Regions from separate parts of the Homo sapiens genome. Here region 1 is linked to region 2. The links are chromatin loops, found by intact Hi-C in ENCODE. Cell type or tissue: ascending aorta. All regions are shown on one strand. Links, peaks and the distances in the headings refer to the core of each region. The heading gives the core; the rest is flanking DNA.

What was found. Peaks named below come from ENCODE experiments on the same cell type or tissue, not always from the same donor. Only the 100,000 strongest peaks of a DNase experiment are listed, where the experiment ranks them.
Region 1: a loop joins it to region 2, with 3 times the contacts of the local background. A loop is called at or near these places in 11 of 110 quality-filtered maps.

Annotation. Positions count from the first base shown.
Region 1 is chr19:46,474,893-46,486,637 of GRCh38, forward strand. No RefSeq gene overlaps it. Among named protein-coding and RNA genes, the nearest start is that of PNMA8A, 9.2 kb to the left of the region's middle. In ascending aorta, for the core only: no CTCF peak of the experiment used is centred there; DNase peaks (open chromatin) are centred at 3,755 and 3,859; H3K4me3 peaks cover 1,211 bases; H3K27ac peaks cover 6,700 bases.
Region 2 is chr19:46,422,730-46,434,474 of GRCh38, forward strand. PNMA8C (PNMA family member 8C) reads right to left here and starts at 6,207. Exons shown (of 1, transcript NM_001386793.1): 1 at 1,968-6,207. The coding sequence starts at 5,630. The coding sequence ends at 5,016. RefSeq lists enhancers at 3,378-3,885, 3,597-3,726, 3,886-4,392, 4,237-4,286, 5,938-6,207 and 1 more and a silencer at 11,649-11,745. In ascending aorta, for the core only: no CTCF peak of the experiment used is centred there; DNase peaks (open chromatin) are centred at 4,082 and 6,202; H3K4me3 peaks cover 3,460 bases; H3K27ac peaks cover 3,412 bases.

The sequences.
Region 1 (11,745 bases), core at 1,929-9,928, 53 kb after region 2:
GGCTCACGCCTGTAATCCCAGCACTTTGGGAGGCCAAGGCGGGCGGATCGTGGGTCAGGAGATCGAGACCACCCTGGCTAACATGGTGAAACCCTGTCTCTACTAAAAATACAACAACAACAACAAAAATTAGCCGGGCGTGGTGGCGGGCGCCTGTAGTCCCAGCTACTCAGGAGGCTGAGGCAGGAGAATGGCGTGAACTCGGGAGGCAGAGCTTGCAGTGAGCCGAGATCACGCCACTGCACTCTAGCCTGGGCGACAGAGCAAGACTCCGTCTCAAAAAAAAAAAAAAAAAAAAAAGTTACTCTAGAGAAGTATTTGGGACCCCCATGGGAATGAGATGCGTCTACCACCGTAACAGGAGGGACCTCTGCATCCAGGACATCTGGGTCCAGGAACGCTAGTAGGAGTGAAGGTAGAAAAATGAAGACGGGCTGGGCACGATGGCTCACGCCTGTAATCCCAGCACTGTGGGAGGCCAAGGCAGGCAGCTCACCTGAGATCAGGGGTTCAAGACCAGCCTGACCAACATGGAGAAACCCTGTGTCTACTACTAATACAAAAATTAGCCGGGCATAGTGGTGCATGCCTGTAATCCCAGGTACTTGGGAGGCTAAGGCAGGAGAATCGCTTGAACCCAGGAGGCGGAGGTTGCGGTGAGCTGAGATTGTGCCATTGCACTCCAGCCTGGGCAACAAGAGTGAAACTCCGTCTCACAAACAAAAAAAAAAAGTAAATTATTTTTTGAAAAATAAATATAGGTTAAAATAGTGAATTTTATGTTATGTGTATTTTACTACAAAAGTGAACAAATAATGCGTTACAGAATGGAGAGATGGGGGGCAAGGGAGGGAGAGAGATGCCTTCAGCTTTGCCTCAAAAGCCAGGTTTCAGCTTTCTGCAGAGCCAATATTCCTAACAGTCCTGGCTGCCCCTTCAGGAATGCCACCCAACCCCAGTGCATGAGCACAGAATCAAAGTTCTGGAACTTTCTCTTCAAAGAGAAAACAAAACATCTCAGTGTGTTTGAAAATTCTGCTAAGGATTTGTCAGACCAAAAAAAAATAATAATAAAAAAATAAAAGAAGAAGAAGAAAATCGTCAATCTAGACAGGATAAAAAGTAAATTTATACCAGCAGTGGATTGTAAAACATCATAACTAAAATGAAATGGAATGGATGTTTGCTGAATCTCAGAGGCTTTTGCTATGTTTGCCAAGTAGTTTTACAAATGCGGGAGCTTGTTTGTGATCCAGGCTGCAGACAAAGTTGCTGCAGTGGAAACTGAGTCACACAGTGACTCAGTTAGAATTAGACACTGTCTGTTTTTTCTTCTCTCTTTTTCAGTTATTTATTTTGGCATGCAAGGGAATGACAGACACTGAGTTTTGATAAATACTGGATTTTTAAATGCAATAATCCTCCAAGTGACTATCTCTGGGGAGAAGAAGAGGGCAAGTCATATGGGAGGTAGGACACAGCCTATTTAAACAATAATTTTGTTTAAAGATGTGTAAATAAATTTAGCATAGTATTAAGATTTAATAAAGAATGGCAAGGGATACATAAGGGTTAATTATATAAATCTCTTTTTTTTTTTTTTTCTGAGACAGAGTCTTACTCTGTCCCCCAGGCTGGAGTGCAGTGGCGCACTCAGCCTCCACCTGCAGGGTTCAAACGATTCTCCTACCTTAGCCTCCTGAGTAGCCGTGATTACAGGCACGTGCCACCATGCTGAGCTAATTTTTGTATTTTTAGTAGAGAAGGGGTTTCCCCATGTTGCCCAGGCTGGTCTCAAACTGCTGACCTCAAGTGATCCGCCTGCCTCGGCCTCCCAAAGTGCTGGGATTACAGACATGAGCTGCTGAGTCCAGCCAATAATGCTAAAAAAAAAAAAAAAAAAAAAAAAAAGGTGTAAATAAATTTAGCATAGTATTAAGATTTGATGAAGAATGGCACGGGATGCATGAGGATTAGTTATATAAATATCAATTCTTTTTTTTTCGAGACTGAGTCTCACTTTGTCACCCAGGCTGGAGTGCAGTGGCGCGACCTCGGCTCACTGCAGCCTCTGCCTCCTGGGTTCAAGCAGTTCTCCTGCCTCAACCTCTCAAGTAGCTGGGATTACAGGGACCCGCCACTATGCCTGGCAAATTTTTGTACTTTGTTTTGTTTTGTTTTGTTTTAAGACGGAGTCTCGCTCTGTCACCCAGGCTGGCTTGCAGTGGCGCGATCTCGGCTCACTGTAAGCTCCACCTCCCGGGTTCACGCCATTCTCCTGCCTCAGCCTCCCAAATAGCTGAGACTACAGGTGCCCGCCACCACGCCCGGCTAATTTTTTGTATTTTTAGTAGAGATGAGGTTTCACCATGTTAGCCAGGATGGTCTCGATCTTCTGACCCCGTGATCCGCCCGCCTCGGCCTCCCAAAGTGCTAGGATTACAGGCATGAGCCACCACACCCAGCTTTTTTTCTTCTTGAGACAGGATCTTGCTCTATCTCCCAGGCTACAGTGCAGTGGCAGGATCACAACTCACTACAGACTCAACCTCCTGGGCACAAGCGAGCCTCCTGCCTCAGCCTCCTGAGTAGCTGGGACCACAGGCATGCACCACCACGCCCAGCTAATTTTTAAAATTTTTTTGTAGGGCCAGGGTATCACTATGTTGGGTAAGATGGTCTCCAACTCCTGTCTCAGCCTCCCAAAGTTCTGGAATTATAGGCATGAGCCACCGTGCCCAGTCAATTCTCTATTCTTGACTTTGAGTTTGGAATATTCCACAATTTTTATTTTATTTTATTTTATTTTATTTTATTTTATTTTATTTTATTTTATGAGATGGGGTCTCACTCTGTCACCCAGGCTGGAGTGCAGTGGCTTAATCACAGCTCACCGCAGCCTTCATCTCCTGGGCTCAGGCAGTCCTCTTGACTCAGCCTCCCAGGTAGCTGGGACTACAGGCATGTGCCACCACACCTGGCTAATTTTGCATCTTTAGTAGAGACAGGGTTTCTCCATGTTAGTCAGGCTGGTCTCGAACTCCCGACCTCAGGTGATTCACCCGCCTCAGCCTCCCAAAGTGCTGGGATGACAGGCATGAGCCACTACACCTGGTTTTTTTTTTTTTTTTTTTTTTTTTTTTTTTTTTTTTGAGACAGAGTCTTGCTCTGTCTCCTAGGCTGGAGTACAGTGGCGCACTGCAACCTCTGCCTCCCAGGTTCAAGCAATTCTCCTGCCTCAGCCTCTCAAGTAGCTGGGACTACAGGCGTGCACCACCACACCTGGCTAATTTTTGTACTTTTAGTAGAGATAGGGTTTCATCATGTTGGCCAGGCTCTCAAACTCCTGAGCTCAAGTGATCCTCCCGCCTCAGCCTCCCAAAGTGCTGGGATTACAGGCATGAGCCATTTCATTGCATCTGGCCATGTTTTTGCCATTACTTTCAATGGCAAAAACTGCAATTAATTTTGCCTCAGCCTAAATATTATAAAGGTACAACTATGTGTGTATATGTGTGTGTGCGTGTGTGTGTGAAGTGGAGTCAGCTGCCTGCCTGCTCTCCCATTAAAGAGCCACAGTGATTGCTAGCTGATTTAAAAATAGTTCAAGCACCCTTAACAGGAATCATTACAGTGGTTTCCATGACAACACGATGTGCTGTGGTTTCCAAGGCAACAACTGGCACTGTGGTTTCCATGACAAAGCATCCCTGCAGCCCCAACCCTCCCCTCCATCTCTGCACTTCCAGTTTAGGGTTCTCCTTCCATCCTCTTCCGCTGTGTTTCACCTTTGAGTTTTTATTTTGCCCTGCTGTGTATGTTCAGTGAGAACCCACAGAGTTTCCATAAACACTGAACCCAAAGAAAGTCCAGGGGGCTCTGGGATCCCGCCTAGATGTTTCCTCCTGAGTCAGTTGCAACAACCCATCATGGTGGTTCTGTGACTCAACCTGGCTGGCTCTGTCCAATTTGTTCTGTGAGAGCCCCTTCTTGCTGCAGAGTTTCCTTTTTTAAATTATTTTTTTTCTTTTCTTTTCTTTTCTTTTTAATTGAGGCAGAATCTTGCTCTGTCACTCAGGCTGGAGTGCAGTGGTGCGATCTCAGCGAGGATTACAGGTGCATGCCACCATGCCCGGCTAATTTTTGTATTTTTAGCAGAGGCAGGGTTTCACCATGTTGACCAGGCTGGTCTCAAACTCCTGACCTCAGGTGATCTGCCCGCCTCGGCCTCCCAAAGTGCTGGGATTACAGGTGTGAGCTACCATGCCTGGCTTTATTTTCTATTATATCTACGTGTGTGTGTGTCTCCTAGGTCACAGCAAAATGTATTTCTTATCACGGATCATGATCAAACACATGTGACAGCCACTGCCATAGGTTAATTACCGAGTCCCCTATGGATGGCTATGCAGGTCGTTCTCTATTTTCCGGTCTTTCAAATGAAGAGCTGAGAAGGGCTGGTGGCTGATGCCCTACAGACATCTATGTTGCTTGGATTCAGGTGTGACTTCTTAACTTGTTTGAAAATATGGCCGGGCGCGGTGGCTCACCCCTGTAATCCCAGCACTTTGGGAGGCTGAGGCGGGTGGATCACGAGGTCAGGAGATCGAAACCATCCTGGCTAACATGGTGAAACCCTGTCTCTACTAAAAAAAAAATACAAAAATGTAGCCGGATGTGGTGGCAGGCGCCTGTAGTCCCAGCTCTTCGGGAGGCTGAGGCAGGAGAATGGCGTGAACCCGGGAGGCGAAGCTTGCAGTGAGCCAAGATTGTGCCACTGCACTCCAGCTTGGGCAACGGAGTGAGACTCCGTCTCAAAAAACAAAAAATAAATAAAATATGATGCTTTTCAAAAGTTACAGTGTCAGCTGGTTGCAGTGGCTCACGCCTGTAATCCCAGCACTTTGGGAGGCTGAGGCGGGCAGATCACTTGAGGTCAGGAGTTCGAGATTAGCCTGCCCAACATGGTGAAACCCCGTCTCTACTAAAAATGCAAAAATTAGCTAGGCATGGTGGCCCATGCATGTAATCCCAACTACTCAGGAGACTCAGGAGAATCGTTTGAACCCGGGAGGTGGAGGTTGCAGTGAGCCAAGATCACACCACTGTACTCCAGCGTGGGTGACAGAGCAAGACTCTGTCTCAAAAAATAAAATAAAATAAATGAAATAAAATAAAATAGCCCGAGATGGGAGGATTGCTTGAGGCCAAGAGTTCAAGGCTAGGCAACATAGGGAGACACCTGCCCTCCCACCAACCCTGTGTCTATTTGTAAGATAAAAAATTAAAAACGGCCGGGTGCAGTGGCTCATGCCTGTGATCCCAGCACTTTGGGGGGCCGAGGCGGGTGGATCATGAGGTCAAGAGATCAAGACCATCCTGGCCAACATGGTGAAACCCCGTCTCTACTAAAAATCCAAAAATTAGCCAGGCGTGGTGGCAGGCACCTGTAGTCCCAGCTACTCGGGAGGCTGAGGCAGGAGAATTGCTTGAACCTGGGATGTGGAGGTTGCAATGAGCCGAGATCGCGCCACTGCACTCCAGCCTGGTGACAGAGCGAGACTCCGTCTCAAAAAACAAACAAAACATTAAGAACATAAAGTCCAGTAGTTTTATGCCACAATCCTAGCAACTCTATCCTGGGCCGTTCTGAGTTAGCTCTCTCTCTCTCTCTGGAAATAACCAATAAAACCTTAGGATTATGCGGCGGGAGAAGAGATGTGTTCTCCTTTGAGCTGGGGCGGGAGGCGGGGGTGGTGGTCGGGTTACAGCCACAGCTGCAGGCCCTGAATTTCCTTCTGACAGAAAAAACGCCAGCAGCTGTCTCCACTCTCTACAGTGAGGGAACAACATTCCAAGTGAGGAATTGTGGCCAGGAAACCGAGAGGCCCCATGTCCTTTTCTTTTCTTAATGTATTTTTTCTGAAACACACACACACATACATTAAAAACAATCCACCAATAGGATTACATTCATGTAAGATTCAAACATAATCAAATCTACCGTGTGGAGAAATTCATAGTTTGTTAATAAGCATACACGTGTATAGAAAAGGCAGCGTTTATCACAAAACAGGATGTTATTTATCCCTGGGGCAGGGAGGGATTTGAGATGGCCAGAGCACATGAGGGGCTTCTGGGAGGACGATGATTTCTAGATCAGATGACAGTAACATAGGACTTGCTATGTAATTATTTGCCAAATTATATATTTGTGTTTAGGGCACGTTTCTGGAGGCATGTTACATATTCTACAATTGTAAAAAAATGTTTTTTTAAAAAACACAGCTACACATTCAGGGTTATAGCGGTGAAATAAATGTTATCACTATTTTTTTCTAGAATATTCTATGGCTGAAAACCTGAACGCAGCAGTAAAAGTACACGTTTTTAAAACGACTCATAAACCAAATGCACAAAACACAGTCAGGTGAAGTTTCTCTCATTTGTTACGGAGGTTGGTCGTATTTCTTCCTGGTGCCTGGAAGACGTCACGTGGTCTGAACACAGTCTTGGCTGGTGATGATTCCTGATTTTTGTCTGAAATCCTTGGCCAAAGAAAAGAAAGAGAACAAATGAGTCTCTTTATTTTTTTTTAAAGAAGGTTTGTATCATATTTCTCGAATTCTAAATGTATATTTATGTTTGACAAAAGTTATAAATATCTACTTGAAGAGGTAACACAGGAGAAAAACTGGCAAGCCAAATTTAATAAACGTAATGAAGAGTTTACATTGTGTTATGTGGAGAGAGATCATATTCTCTTGTTATGGGCGGAATCTTATCGTCTTGTGGGCTTGGAAGATGTCACACAAAGGAAATAAGAATCACATACATTTACAGACAGGCCTGGCCAACATGATGAAACCCCATCGCTACTGAAAATACAAAATTAGCCGGGCGTGGTGGTGGGCGCTTGTAATCCCAGCTACTCGGGAGACTGAGGCAGGAGAAACACTTGAACCCAGAAGGCGGAGGTTGCAGTGAGCCGAGATTGCACCACTGCACTCCAGCCTGAGCGACAGAGTGAGACTCTGTCTCAAAAAAACAAAAACAGAACAAAAAGAAAAAAAGAATTACATAAATTTAAGCCCTAAATGCAAGGAAATAGGTTAGGTAGGACATTAGGACCGAGGGGTCACCCTAATTAGGAACAGAAACGTATGATCCAAGAGTAGAGAGATTTTTTGCCAACTGAAACAAGATTTCTGCAGGAATGAGGCCATCTTTCAGGGCCACCCACTCACCCCGGGGAAAAGTTTTTAGCTTAGAGGTTGAAGAGAAAAATGAATCATTTGGACATCTTTCCTCTTTTTCCCTCCCCTTGGCTAAACCCAGTATTTCCATTAAAATGCTCCACGTCCATCCCACCCTACTTAGTCTACTTGCTTTTGTTTTGTTTTTTTCCCTAGCACCATTTATATAGACTTTTTTTTTTTTGAGACAGAGCCTCGCTTTGTTGCCCAGGCTGGAGTGCAATGGCATGATCTCGGCTCACTGCAACCTCCACCTCCCGGGTTCAAATGATTCTCCTGCCTCAGCCTCCTCAGTAGCTGGGATTACAGGCACGTGCCACCACACCTGGCTAATTTTTGTATTTTTAGTAGAGACTCGGTTTCACCATGTCAACCAGGCTGGTCTCGAACTCCTGACCTCAGGTGATCCACCTGCCTCAGCCTCCCAGAGTGTTGGGATTACAGGCGTGAGCCACCGAGCCCAGCCATAGACATTCTTTATCTGACCACAAAAGTGATGTATGATTACTGTAGAAAAACTTGATAAATATGGGGAGAAAATCACCCATCATTCTGCTGCACATATATCATTACCATTTCACTGTAGAACGTTTTGCTTATTAAAGTTAGAATATTGGTTTTAAGGAGTTCGAGGCTGCAGTGAGCTGTGATTGCACCACTGCACTCCAGCTTGCACGACAGAGCAAGACCCTGACTCACACACACACACACACAAAGGAATGTCATATCAGCAGTCAGACTCCCTGGGTGTCAACACTTCCTGGTGGTGTGGCTTTGGACAAGTAATTAATTAACTTCTCTGTGCCTCAGTTTCCTCATCTATAAAATGGTAACTATTAGACTAGTACCAAACTCATAAAGAGGTGAGGCTTAAAGAAGTCAATTCAAGTAATGGTCTTAGAATGGTGCATCACAAGTACCCAATAAATGTAAGCTATAATTATCATCCATGTGAGGATGCTGTAAGGATGAAATGAGTTCATTCATACAAAGTGTTTGGAACAGCCCCCTTGGGGCCAAAATAGGACACCTTGTTGGCTCTATGTAAAGATTCACTATTAAAATTAAGGAAAATGTTTTAATTGGGGGATGCAAGAGTTTCATATCTTTATTTCATATAGCTACAAACTTAAACTAAGGCTAGATTCTAAAAATATGTCTGTTCATTCAAAGCACATAAAAAGATGCTCAATATCATTCATCATCAGAGATATTATTAAAACCATGATGAGTTGCCAGCCTCCTTGCTTTCTTTTATACACAGCAACTCAGGCCAGACGCGGTGGCTCATGCCTGTAATCCCAGCACTTTGGGAGGCTGAGGCAGGATCACTTGAGGTCAGGAGTTCAAGACCAGCCTGGCCAACATGATGAAACACCATCTCTACTAAAAATACAAAACTTAGCTGGGCATGGTGGCATGCGCCTGTTAATTCCAGCTATTCAGGAGGCTGAGGCAGGAGAATTGCTAGAACCTGGGAGGCAGAGGTTGCAGTGAGCTGAGATCGCACCAATGCACCCTAGCCTGGCAACAGAGAAAGACTCCGTCTCAAAAAAAAAAAAAAAAAAAAAAAGAAAGAAAATAAGAGAAAAGATGGAGAACAACCTGAATGTCCAATAATGGGACTGATTTTCAAATATGGTTCATTCACACAGTGTAATACTACACAATTGTTAAAAAGAAAAAAAAAGGCATGAGGAAGATCTCAATGTGCTGATAAAGATGTCCAAGCTACAATGTTAAGTGAAAAAAGCAAAGTAAGGATCATTATGCATAGGATGCTACTATTTATGTCGAAAGTAAGGAAAAAATGCACCTATTCATATATACTTTATATGCATTAAAAATACTTGGAAGTGGCTGGGTGCAGTGGCTCATGCCTGTTATCCCAGCACTTTGCAAAGGAGGCCAAGGCAGGCGGATCACTTGAGGTCAGGAGTTCAAGACCAGCCTGGCCAACATGGCAAAACCCCGTCTCTACTAAAAATACACACGAAAGGACCAGGCACGGTGGCTCACGCCTATAATCCCAGCACTTTGGGAGGCTGAGGTGGGTGGATCACCTGAGGTCAGGAGTTCAAGACCAACCTGACCAACATGGTGAAACACCGTCTCTACTACAAATACAAAAATTAGCCAGGCATGGTGGCGTGCACCTGTAATCCCAGCTACGTGGGAGGCTGAGGCAGGAGAATCGCTAGAACCCAGGAGGCGGAGGTTGCAGTGAGCCGATATTACACCATTGCATTCCAGCCTGGGGGACAGGGCGAGACTCCATCTCAACAAAACAAAACAAAACCAAAAAAAATGCACACAAAAAATTCAGCTGGGCATGGTGTTGTGTGACGGTAATCCTAGCTCTTCGGGAGGCTGAGGCAGGAAAATTGCTTGGACCCGGGAGGCGGAGGTTTCAGTAAGCCAAGATCGCACCACTGCACTCCAGCCTGGATGACAGAGCGAGACTCCATCTCAAAAAAAAAAAAGAACACCTACCCGGTAACAGCATCTCCACCAATCACGCCAACTCTGGTTTTGAGCCTCTGAAATCAAGAAACTCTGCTTTCAAACAGCTTATGTGAGCTTCTGTTTTTGGCCAGGAAAAGCCTCTCTTTGTCCCCCCTCCTCAGACGCATCTGTGGCTTGCCATAGCCCTGCATCCTGGATTACAATCCTTTGTGCTTACTCCTGAATACATTCCTGCTATCAGAAGACATTTTTCTCTGATGTCTTTTTTTTCAGGTTGACACAATAGATAGCTTATTTCTTTACCCCGTTTATTGTCCTTGTCTTTTTAACAGACCATCAGCTCTGCGGGTGGGGCCTTTCTATCTGTTCTGCTCTGGTGTGCCCCCAGCTTCTAGAACAGGGCTGTGCTGTGTTGAATTGTGTCTCTCAAAGTTCATGTCCACTCAGAATCTCAGTGAAGATGAGATCATGCCGAATTGGGTTGGGCTGTAGATCCAATGACTGGGTCCTAGTAAGAGGAAAGGTACAACCAGGTGCAGTGGCTCACACCTGTAATCCCAGCACTTTGGGAGGCCCAGACGGGCGAAATCAACTGAGGTCGGGAATTTGAGGCCAGCCTGGCCAACATGGTGAAACTCCGTCTCTACTAAAAACACAAAAATTAGCTGGGTGTGGCGGTGGGAACACCTGTAATCCCAGCTACTTGGGAGGCAGAGGCAGGAGAATCGCTTGAACCCAGGAGGCGGAGGTTGCAGTGAGCCGAGATCGTGCCACTGCACTGCAGCCTGGGCAACAGAGTGAGACTCCGTCTCAAAATAATAATAATAATAACAATAAATCCTAATACAGACACCTATGCAGATACGTACAGAAGTTGTTGGGAGTATTTCATTTTTTATCAAATAAAGGGGAAAGGGTCATAGTGTATGAACTTTTCTTGCATCTCACTGTGTTCACTCAAAAGGTCCCAGTGGAAACTCTCCAGTCCGTCCTTTCAAGACTGCAGAAGAACCCTTGTGTGGTTGGACCATGGTTCACTTGGCCACTCTCCTATCTGTGGGCATTTGCAGGGCCCGGGCTGTTTTGCCAACACAGTGAAGCCACCTTGATGCTTAAAACTTGAGCCCATGCCAGCCTGTGGTGTGCTAGAAATCCTCACTCTTTATGAACCCAATCATCTCGTGCACCACGGTGGTTGTGTTGCTTTACATTTTGTGTGTATTAAAGCCATCATTTGCTAAATGTCACTGATTAAACTATACCACCGTTCAGTGGTGCGGCTGAAATGATTTGACACATCTTCATTTTCTAATGAACCAGGAGACTTTTCTAAAAAGCAGACTGGGCCGGGTGCGGTGGCTCACGCCTGTAATCCCAGCACTTTGGGAGGCCGAGGTGGGTGGATCATGAGGTCAGGAGATCAAGACTATCCTGGCTAAGATGGTGAAACCTCGTCTCTACTAAAAATACAAAAAAATTAGCCAGGTGTGGTGGCGGGCGCCTGTAGTCCCAGCTACTCTGGAGGCTGAGGCAGAAGAATGGCACAAACCCGGGAGGCGGAGCTTGCAGTGAGCCGAGATTGCGCCATTGCACTCCGGCCTGGGCCACAGAGTGAGACTCCGTCTCAAAAAAAAAATAAAATAAAAAATTAGCCAGGCGTGGTGGTGGGTGCTTGTAATCCCAGCTACTCAGGAGGCTGAGGCAGGAGAATTTCTTGAACCTGGGAGGTGGAGGTTGCAGTGAGCTGAGATTGCACCATTGCACTCCAGCCTGGGAGACAAGAGCAAAATTCCGTCTCAAAAAAAAAGCATTCACAAACTCCTAAACCCACAATTTTAAACACCATGCTCCAAGACTCATCAGTCTAGACACACACATGCATACAAGCCTATGCACAAACACAGATCAATACAGACACCCACACTATGTGCAGACACATACACCTACTCATGCACACACTCACACATTCACTCACATAGACACGGACACCCATACACACCCTAATGGCTGAGGGGTGAGCACA
Region 2 (11,745 bases), core at 1,536-9,535:
CCTGTAATCCCAGCACTTTGGGAGGCCAAGGCGGGCAGATCACAAGGTCAGGAGATCGAGACCATCCTGGCTAACATGGTGACACCCTGACTCTACTAAAAATACAAAAAATTAGCCGGGCGTAGTGGCACGCGCCTTTAGTCCCAGCTACTTGGGAGGCTGAGGCAGGAGAATCACTTGAACCTAGGAGGCGGAGGTTGCAGTGAGCCAAGATCGCACCACAACACTCCAGCCTGGGCCACAGAGCGAGACTCCATCTCAAAAAAAAAAAAAAAAAAAAAAGCAGTGTGGTCTAGCTGTTTGTAGACTCAGTTCCGGTTCACATCCTGGCTCTGTTTACAAATCGTGTGGCTCTGTGCCTCAGTTTCCAAATCTGGAGAATGAGATTGTATCAGTCTCATGGTGTTGAGTCTTATGAGGATTAAATTGTTTGTGTAAAATGCTTAGAATAGTGCCTGGTAGATATGATTATTCAATATGCACGAAGATTATTCTCTGCTCTAAGCCCCCACTTAGAACCAGAGCGTGTACTGCAGTTTCAAACAGGCCCTCAGAGTGCCACCCACCTCTGGCTTGTTTCTCAAGGAATCCTGAAGAATTTCTTCTGCCCAGCCGTTTACCAGAGAAATCATGCTCTATGACTCCGATGTCAGCTGGGGCCTCCCAGACTGAGAGAGACCCGAATCAGTGTGAGGAGCACAGAATGTGGTCAGAGGCCTGTTTTCAATTCCTGTTGTGCTTTGCTCTGTAGCCTTAGACAAGTTACTTAGCCTTTCTGAGCTTTACTTTCTTCATCCATAGAATGAGATGATGATCTTAATAATAGTACAGTTTGATAATCTAATCTCTTATCTGGTCTTTTTTTTTTTTTTGAGATGTAGGGGGGTATCACTCTGTCATCCAGGCTGGAGTGCAGTGGTGCAATCACAGTTCACTGCAGCCTTGATCTGCTGGCCTCAAGCGATCCTTCCACCTCAGCCTCCAGAGTAGCTGGGACTACAGGTGCATGCCACCGTGCCTAATTTTTTTTTTTTTTTTTTTAGTTTTTGTAGAGATAGGGGTCTTGCTGTGTTGACCAGGCTGGTTTTGAACTCCTGGCCTCAAGCAATTCTCCCACCTTGGCCTCCCAAAGTACTGGGATTACAGGCGTGACCCACTGCACCTAGCCCACTACAGAAGTATTGATGGGATTATAAGGGCTTCCCGCATCCCCCTGGGAAGTAAATTCTACAATATAAGGTATAGTCACTGTATCATTTTTCTAAAATCCAAAACTCTGAACCACATATACCCCTGAAACCACACCTGGCTGAGGGTTTTTATAAGGGATTGTGGACCTATAGGGCCATAACTCACAGGGTTGGCAGGATATGATGGGTTAATGATATGAAGGAATGTGGCATAGTGCCTGGAACACAAGATAGCTGTTACTGTTTTTGTTTCAGTTAAATTGTTTCACCTTTCACACCAGCCACTGGAAAATGACCTGACATCCTGAGAAGTCCGTAGGATAAAAGAAAGCTGTGTTTCCGCCGGGCGCGGTGGCTCACACCTGTAATCCCAGCACTTTGGGAGGCAGAGGCGGGCAGATTACGAGGTCAGGAGATCGAGACTATCCTGGCTAACACGGTGAAACCCCGACTCTACTAAAAATACAAAAAAATTAGCCAGGTGTGGTGGCAGGTGCCTGTAGTCCCAGCTACTTGGGAGGCTGAGGCAGGAGAATAGTGTGAACCCGGGAGGCGGAGCTTGCAGTGAGTCAAGATCACGCCACTGCACTCCAGCATGGGCAACAGAGAGAGACTCTGTCTCAAAAATAAATAAGTACATAAAAATAAAAATAAATGCAGTCCTGGAAGACTTCAGGCCATGGAAGCAGTTTTCAGTACTTGTTTTAGCAGCCACATCATTTTTCCAAATTAAATCTTACATGGATTTCCCCCCATATGTCAAGGGGCAGACTATGATTTCATTAGCATACATTTATTTTATGAGTTCATATTTGTACAAAAGAGCATCTCAATCACAAAGAACAATGAAGAGTTTTAGCTGAACCCCCTTTTGAAATCAGGGGTTTACAGAAGCCAGATGCAGCCCTCCAACAGCTGGCACATTCAATTTACTTGTGAATTTTTGCTTGGGATTTGCCCTACCAGTGATGTTTTCACTCAGCTAAGTAGCTTCAAATGGTGACAGTTTTGCATGACAACTTGCATTGGAGTCCCAGGATACACTTTGGTCCAGAAAATCTTGAAAGAGAAGTGGTAGGATTTTGATTTCATGGGCAACATTGAACAACCACGCATGTTGTGTATCACAAATATAAATGTTATACCCCTGAAATCCACAATAAGCACAAAATACAGTCTTCATGCTGCAATATGATAAGAAATGTCACACTATCCCTTATTATACAACGATTATGCCTTGATGGGAGAGCAGCATGCAACAAACACGCTGGAGGCTTTCGTAGCATTTATTCAAGCTCAGACTCTGGGATGCAATAACGAACACAGTAGTACAATATTCTGCGAGTGGGTATGCCCAGGCTGGGCATTTACAAGGAATAGAAAAATCAGGCCGGGCGTGGTGGCTCACGCCTGTAATCCCAACACTTTGGGAGGCCGAAGTGGGCGGATCACAAGGTCAGGAGATTGAGACCATCCTGGCTAATACGGTGAAACCCTGTCTCTACTAAAAATACAAAAATTAGCTGGGCGTGGTGGTGCGCACCTGTAGTCCCAGATACTCAGGAGGCTGAGGCAGGAGAATCACTTGAACCCAGGAAGCAGAGGTTGCAGTGAGCCAAGATCGTGCCACTGCACTCCAGCCTGGGCTACAGAAGGAGACTCCACCTCAAAAAAAAAAAAAAAAAAAAAAAAAGAATCAACAGAGAAGCTGGGCGCAGTGGCTTACACCTGCAATCCCAGCACTTTGGGAGACCAAGGCGGGAGATTGAGACCATCCTGGCCAACATGGTGAAACCCTTTCTCTAGTAAAAATACAAAATTTAGCTGGACGTGGTGGTTCATGCCTGTAATCCTAGCTACTAGGGAGGCTGAGGCAGGAGAATCGCTTGGACCAGGGAGTCAGAGGTTGCAGTGAGCTGAGATTGCACCTCTGCACTCCAGCCTGGTGACAGAGCGAGACTCTGTCTCAAAAAAAAAAGACGTTAGGAGTCTCTGACATTACAATTTGGTAGGCTGAGTCTTTGTGTTGTGTGTAAGTTACATTTTTGAAAAGAGATTCAGTCAAACCTTTGCAGATCCTTGAACTAACAAGTTTGCAAATTGACAGGTCCGTTGTCTCTGAGCAAAAGATCTGCCTACTCACATGTATTTGGATTTTACCTGATTTTTAAAATTCTTCTTCACCTCAGTGTTAACGTCGTTCATTGGTAACTCTTGAAAATGGCCTCTTAATGATTTACCTCCTTTTGGACCATTGCCCAGAAGCCTTGCCTCTTCTTTAGAGAGTGGAGTTCACTCCTCCTCACCAAGCCAGAGCTTCTGGAATTTAACTTGGGGAGACTCACACCCTCACCCCAGGCGCCAATCGGGGCAGAAGGGTCCCGCTTCTGACCACTTCTGTAAGAGAGACTCAGCGTGTAGAGAAAGACGACAGCTTTTCAAGAGCCGCTTACAGATCAGTGAGTTCCTCAGAGGTGGGGAGCAGGCAACTCACTCTCAGCCATGGTTTCTGCTTGACATGCGCAAAACAGGGTGGCCCACTCCGAACAAGTTTGTGCCAGAGGTACATTCAAGGTACATGCTTTTGAAACACAGAAAACGGCTCTAGACTTTGCAATAACAGGATTTCCAGGAGGGCGCAAAGCTAGAGGGGTCCGTGCCGCCCGCCTCCCCCCAGCAAGAGAGGCTGTCCCCAGAATCAGGCCGTGGGTGACAGCCGAAGGAGGATGGCGGCCCTTCTCCCGAGTAGGGATCTCCCTGACACGTTCCTCCTGGGTCTGCGTGAGTTTTCTTCAACTCCAGTAAGAGATCTGCAAAACCTTGGAATCCAGGACCGTTTCCACCTCCTCCATTTTCTGCAAAGGGCGCAGGCGCCTGGGGTCAGCCTGTGGTCTCCATAGCAACGGTCGGACGCGCTGCTAGGTTCTGGCTCTGACTGCGCCTGCGCGGCTGGTCCCGCGGGGTCTCCCGAGTAGCGGAAGATATTTGTGGGTCTTTGAGACCCTTCCTCGCTTAGAAATTACTCTCATCTACTCAAATGATACCCATACACATATTCAGGTGTTACCCGCACACTCTCAAATATTACCCACAACTACTTTCAATTATACGCGGATGCCACCCACACACTCTAATGCTACCCACACTCACTAACGTGTATTCAAGTAACCCAAATGTTACCCGCACCTACTCAAATAGCTACTATGAGAGTCACGGGCAAGGTTTTGGTCTGTTTATTCCCCTTCTGTATCCCCAGTGCCTGGCACACTGTAGGTCCTCAGGAAATTTTGTTGGTTGCATGGATACATGGATGAATGAGCAATCCACACTCAACCAGATTTTATGATCATTCAGCTGTTACCCACATGTACTCAAATGCTACCTACGCTCACTCTGATGTCTCCAAGTAATTCAAATATTACCCACTTACTCTGAGTGCCATGAAGGCAGGGATTTTTATTGAGTTTACTCCCTTCCATATCCCCAGCTCCTGGAACATAGTAGGTATGCAATAAATATCTGTAAGATGAATAAATGAGCCACGGGCACCCAGACGTTAACCACACCCACTCAGATGTAACCCACAAGTTAGTTAACTCAGATAAAGATATCCACCTCTTTCGCACTAGTCAGATGTTACCTGTGCTATCCAAATGATACCCATTCTTACTCCAAAGTTACCCACTCACTAGAGTCATTCCCACCCTCCCTTGCATTACCCACACTCACTCGCACTCCTTAAACGTAGTGAGGTGGTACCTACCCTCCCACAGTCATCACCCACACCCCCTCAGACACTCCCCACGCCCACCCGATGCCACCACCTCACAGCTTCTTGTCTGAGGCGTGATGCCGCCGGCGGTTTTTCTTGTTCTTCCTTTTGCCCCTCTTGCCAACTCCAGCCTTGCTCTCCTTCTCGGAGGAGTCCAGAGGTGGCACCACGTCCATCTGGACGGTGGCCCCAGCCTCCGGTTTCTCCCCCAGCCCAGGCACAGAGCACTTTCTTGCAGGCAGCTCTCTGGGGCCCGTGGCTGGGGGACACAGTTCCTGCCTCAGGACCCGGGCCATATCCTCCACCGTCCTGCCCTCGCTCTGCAGAAAGAGGTTCAGCTTGGTCAGGAATTCAATGTCCTGCTTCCGGGGCATGTAGACCACTCTCCACACACCGCCCTTGCCCTTGATCTCCCTGGGGACCACGGCGTAATTGATGTCCTCCGTCAGCTGAATGATGGCCGCCTTGGATTTATCTTCTTCCAGATAGGCCTTCCCAGCCACTTCGAACTTGCCTAGAGGTTTGAGGGGCAGCCGAATAATCTCTTCGAATTCCTCGTGGTTGCAGTCCTCCGGGATCCCCAGGATCATCAGGGACTTGTAACTGTCCACCTCCAGGGCCTTGCACCCGTGCTCCAACAGTGCAATGTCCTTCACCCCGAACAGCATCTTGCCCAACTCTTTGAGGCAGCAGTATGCCCGCTGGTGGACACCTGAGCTGCCTCGGGAATCCACGAAATTATCCAGGATGCCGCGATTCCTTCCCAAAGGCTACGAGAGAGTGAGGCCTCAGGGGCCGGAGGCCGCTCCCAGGACCCCTTCGTCCAGCTCAGTGAAGGATGCCCCCAGCCCCTGCCTGCAGGGCTGTGCAACGTCGGGGCTTCTGTGGCTCCCTCTGAGTGGGCTCGAAGATTCCCAGGGACTTACGCGTGCTGGAGAAGCAGAAGGCGGTGTTTGCCACCTGACTCGTGGCTCCCGGGTCCTGGGCAAGGCTGCACCAAGGAGGGTCTAAAGATGATGCTTCCCCTTTCTTGGCGTGGCCTCCGAAGGTCTCACAGGCCCCAACGGTCTCTCCGGATCTGGGACTGCTGATCTCCCTGGGACAACTGCCAACAGAGTGTCGTAGGCGCGGCCCTGGCAGGCAGGGAGGCGCGTCCCTCACCGCTGGCCCAGAGGTTGCACTCAGTGCCCTGTCGCCGGACTAGGACGAGGATGTGGCCGCTGCACTTGCTCCCGCGGTGACGTCACCGCCTCCTTCCGCTCTGCGGCCTGGCGGTCTCCATGGCAACCGCTGAAGCATCCATCTCCTCTGCCATTGGCCGACTGGCCGCATTGAAATCAAGAGTCTGAGGGGGTCATTCGGAGGTGAGGGGTCGGCCACCAGCCCTCAGAAGCGCCCGCGATTCTCCTTTGAATAATAGCCGATTCCAGGGGTGAGGGGACAGCGAATGTACAAGAGGCACCCGGGGCATCTTTTGGGGTCAGAAAGTAAGGAAGTGATTAAAAAAAAAAAATGAGAACACCTGGAAAGACAGAGGAACCAGCCTGAAATGCTCCCACTGGCCAACCCTGGGACAATTTGAGCATCAACGTTAAAAATGAAAGTAACAGATTATAACCCCTTGAATAAAATTAGAATCTATGAGTTGATGTAGATATAAGCACGTGAATGCAAAGTTTGGTGAAGAATGTGAACTATCAAAGTACCTGCCCATATAATACTCATCAAAGGGAACAAATGTATCTTTACAGTGGAATGTTCTTGCATGTAGGACACACACACACACACACACACACACTATAATATTCAGAGCGATATGACAATTTAGACTCAAAATGCTTCAGAGGATAAAACATTCTTTTTTTTTTTTTTTTTTTTTTGAGATGAAGTCTCCCTCTGTTGCCCAGGCTAGAGTGCAGTGGCCCGATCTTGGCTCATTGCAACCTCTGCCTCCCCAGTTCAAGCGATTCTCCTGCCTCAGCTTCCCAAGTAGCTGGGATTACAGGCATGTGCCACCAAGCTCAGCTAATTTTTGTATTTTTAGTAGAGATGTAGTTTCACCATGTCGGCCAGGCTGGTCTTGAACTCCCAACCTCAGGTGATCCATCCACTTCGGCCTCCCAAAATGCTAGGATTACAGGCCACAGCCATTGCACCTGGCCGCGAAAACATTCTTTATACTATATTTGCAACTCTTCTGTAGGTTTATGGTTGTTTCAAATAAATGTTTAAAAATAAATAAGAAATGTCTCCCCCATGTGATGACATCCACAATGTCTATTCCTCTCCTCCCCAGTCCCCATTAATAAAGCCAAAACATTTGGGTTAGGTCGACACCCTTTATACCCCCAGTTCCAGGGATAAGCCCTGATTGGCTTGAACCAATTAGCATAATCTCACCCTCCTTCCCACAGTGATTGGTTCAGAAATGGTCACCCAGGTAACCTGGACAAAAAGCAATTAGTGCTTAATATGCCCCTCTTCTCTGAGATTGGTTAAAGGTTAGACACGTGAACTCAGTAAGTCCAGTCAGAATGAAGGTAAGGATTTCTGCAACTGGTAAGCGGAGGAAGACTCTCTCTTTCCTCCTAGACGTGAAAGACTAAGTATAGGAGCTACAGGAGGCTGTCTTGGAAGCATGACAAACTCTCTTCCTTCCTTCCTTCCTTCCTTCCTTCCTTCCTTCCTTCCTTCCTTCTTTTTTCTTTCTTTCCTTCTTTCTTTCAGACAGAGTCTTGCTCTGTCGCCCAGGCTGGAGTGCAGTGGCGCGATCTCGACTCACTGCAACCTCAACCTCTCAGGTTCAAGCAATTCTCCTGCCCCAGCCTGTAAAACAGCTGAGATTACAGGCGCCCGCCACCACGCCCGGCTAACTTTTTGTGTTTTTAGTAGAGACAGGGTTTCACCATGTTGTCCAGGCTGGTCTCAAACTCCTGACCTCAAGTGATCCACCTGCCCCGGCCTCCCAAAGTGCTGGGCTTACAGGCATGAACCACCGCGTCCAGCCAATAAACACTTTGAGGATGAACTTTGCATCTAGAGGAAGGCAGAGTTGAGGGAACAACCAGAAACCAGGCCATAGTCAGGAAGACATCATATGCCTCAGGATCAAACAACACCTGAAACCGACATCCCCTGAAACTTTGTTTTTACACGTAGTCAGAAGTGCACGAATTATAAATGAAAATCCATTAACTGAACACATGGTGTAACCAGCACCCAAATCAGTAAATGAACATCATAGCATTCCCAGAGGATATCCTGTGCTTTCTCCAAATCACTATATCCTCTTAAGGGAAGCCACTATCTTGACTTTCAACAGCATAGGTTAGTTTTGCCTGTTTTTGTATTTTACATAAATGGAATCACATATTACGTGGTCTATGTTTCTTGGTGAACATATATGTACATATCCATTAGTTTTAAGCCTGAACAAATGCCTTAGCAGATTCTACAAGTTTCCCAAACTGGTCGTACCATTTTATTCTCCCACCAAACAGTGTAAAAAAAAAAAATCCAGTTTCGCCACATGCTCATCAATACTAGATTTTTTTTTTTCCTGAGATGGAGTTTTGCTCTTGTTGCCCAGGCTAGAGTACAATGGCACGATCTCGGCTCACTGCAAGCTCCGCCTCCCGGGTTCACGCCATTCTTCTGCCTCAGCCTCCCGAGTAGCTGGGACTACAGGCGCCCACCACTAGGCCCGGCTAATTTTTTTGTATTTTTAGTAGAGACGGGGTTTTACCGTGTTAGCCAGGATGGTCTCGATCTCCTGACCTCGTGATCTGCACGTCTTGGCCTCTCAAAGTGCTGGGATTACAGGCGTGAGCCACCGCGCCCGGCCTGATGCCTCCGGTTTTATAGTCAGGAAAACCGAAGATCAGAGAGGTTAATTCACTTACCTAAGGTCACACAGCTAGTGAATGGCAAAGCTAGACTTCCCGCCTCAGCACCCTGACTCCTGGGCGCACAGATTTAACATTATACAATACCATGGAGTTCCCTGAGAAAGGGGTCCCATATTGTGTCACGCGGCTTAGTTCCTGTTCTGTCGTGAAGTTTCTGGATGACAGTTCCCTCTCTGGGCTGTATGTTGATTTTGTTCAGTGCCAGTTTAGCTAAGCTGGGCTTGTGTGTCCTAGAATAGCTTTCTGCAGGTGGCTGTTGGTTAGAGTCGTCTAAAAGAGAAATGTGCATTAGATTTACACAGCGGCTGGTGCTGTGAGAAGGTCTGCACAGGGTGCCACATGGCTCATGCATTTCATGACTGGTCTGTGGGCTCACCTTATTGGCTTGGGGCAGCCTCTGGGACTCCACCTGCTCCTGCCGGTCTCCTTTTCAGCGTCGGTGAACTTGGGGCCAGCACCGGAGCAGCTCTGTGGGGGCAAAAGGCACCAGCTTCCCCTGCAGGTCAAGCGTGGAATTGAGGTTGAAGGTGGGAAAAGAGACGTTGGTTGGGGGCGGGGGTTCCAGTTTGTCTTCAAGGATTCTAATTTTTTTTTTTTTTTTTTTTTTTTTTTGAGACGGAATCTCGCTCTGTTGCTCAGGCTGGAATGCAATGGTGCCATCTCTGCTCACTGCAACCTCCACCTCCCGGGTTCAAGCGATTCTCCGGCCTCAGCCTCCTGAGTAGCTGGGATTACAGGCACCCGCCATCATGCCCAGCTAATTTTTGTATTTTCATAGAGATGGGGTTTCACCATGTTGGCCAGGCTGGTCTCGAACTCCTGACTTCAAATGATCCGCCTGCCTCAATCTCCAAAAATGCTGGGATTGCAGGAGTGAGCCACCGCACCTGGCCTAGATTGTTCTTGTAGGTTCCAATTTGTCCTCTCTGTCCCGGTTCAGTTTCTAAATTGCCCAGCAGACTGGCCTACAGAGACTTAAAACCCAATACTAGTCACAGAAAAAAAAACTTTGATACACCCCTCCTCCAGCAACCCTAGCGCTCCCTGGTTAGTAATTTTTTTTTTTTTTTTTTTTTTTTGGAGATAAGGGTCTCTCTATGTTGCCCAGGCTGGTATCAAACTCCTGAGTTCAAGTGATTCTCCCACCTCGGCCTCCCAAAGTGTTGGGATTACAGGCCTGAGCCACCACGCCCAGCCTCAGTAACTTTTAAACAAGATCTCGCCATCCCTATATTATTATTATTATTTTGCCATCACGAATATAGTTTATTTTTAAATTTTTAATTTTTAATTGTGCGGGTACATGGTAGCTGTATATATGTATGGGGTTCACAAGATATTTGATACAGGCATGCAATGAGAAATAATCACATTGTGGAGAATGAAGTCGCCATCCCCTTAAGAACTTATCCTTTGTGTGACAAACAATCCAATTACATTCATTTAGCTATTTTGAAATGTACTATTATTATTAACAATAGTCATCCTGTTGTGCTATCAAATAGTATGTCTTATTCATTCTTTCTATTTGTGTTGAGTATTGTACCCATTAACCATCCCCACCTCCCCCATCCATCCCGCCGACGACCCTTCCCAGCCTCTGGTAACCTTCTGTCTATATGTTAAAAAAAAAAAAAAAACTGCTTTTTTTGTTTTGTTTTGTTTCGAGATGGAGTCTCACTCTGTCGCCCAGGCTGGAGTGTAATGGTGCGATCTTGGCTCACTGCAACCTCTGCCTCCCAGGTTCAAGTGATTCTCATGCCTCAGCCTCCCTAGCAGCTGAGATTACAGGCACGCGCCACCACGCCTGGCTAATTTTTGTATTAGTAGAGATGGGGTTTCACCATGTCAGCCAGGCTGGTCTGGAACTCCTGACCTCAAGTGATCCACCCGCCTCGGCCTCCCAGAGTGCTGGGATTACAGGCGTGAGCCAACATGCCTGTCCTCGTTCAATTGTTTTGATTATTTTAATTCCCACAAATAAATGAGAACATGCCGTTTGTCTTTCTGTGCCTGGCTTATTTCACTTAACATAATGACCTCCAGTTCCATCCACGTTTTTGCAAATGGCAGGATCTCATTCTTTTTCATGGCTGAATAGTACTCCATTGTGTATAAGCACCACATTTTCTGTATCCATTCTTCTGTTGATGGACACTCAGGTTGTTTCCAAATCTTCACTGTCGTGGACAGTGCTGCAAAAAATATGGGAGTGCAGAGATCTCCTTAATCTACTGATTTCCTTTCTTTTGGGTATATACCCAGCAGTGGGATGGCAGGATCAATTTTTAGCTTAATTTTTAGTTTTGAGGAACCTCCAATTTACATTCCCACCAACAGAGTATGAGGGTTCCCTTTTCTCCACCAGCATTTGTTCTTTGCTGTCTTTTGGATATAAGCTTTTTTTTTTTTTTTTGAGACGGAGTTTCACTCTTGTTGCCCAGGCTGGAGTGCAATGGTGCAATCTCGGCTCACTGCAACCTCCGCCTCTCAGGTTCAAGCAATTCTCCTGCCTCAGCCTCATGAGTAGCTGGGATTACAGGCATGCTCCACCACGCCTGGCTAATTTTTTGTATTTTTGGTAGAGACAGCGTTTCTCCATGTTGGTCAGGCTGGTCGTGAACTCCCGACCCCAGGTGATCTGCCCGCCTCAGCCTCCCAAAGTGCTGGGATTACAGGCGTGAGCAATTGCATCTGGCCAGATATAAGCTATTTTAACTGGGGTGAGATGGATATCTTTATCTTATTTTAGTTTTGACCACCATCCCTTTCTGGGTCCTCACCTCCCCAGATTCACCCCCAATTGTCTAAGATCCAATCACATAATGTTTCTTATCCCACGTGGCTCATAGCAGACCTCCTTCTGCTTAACACG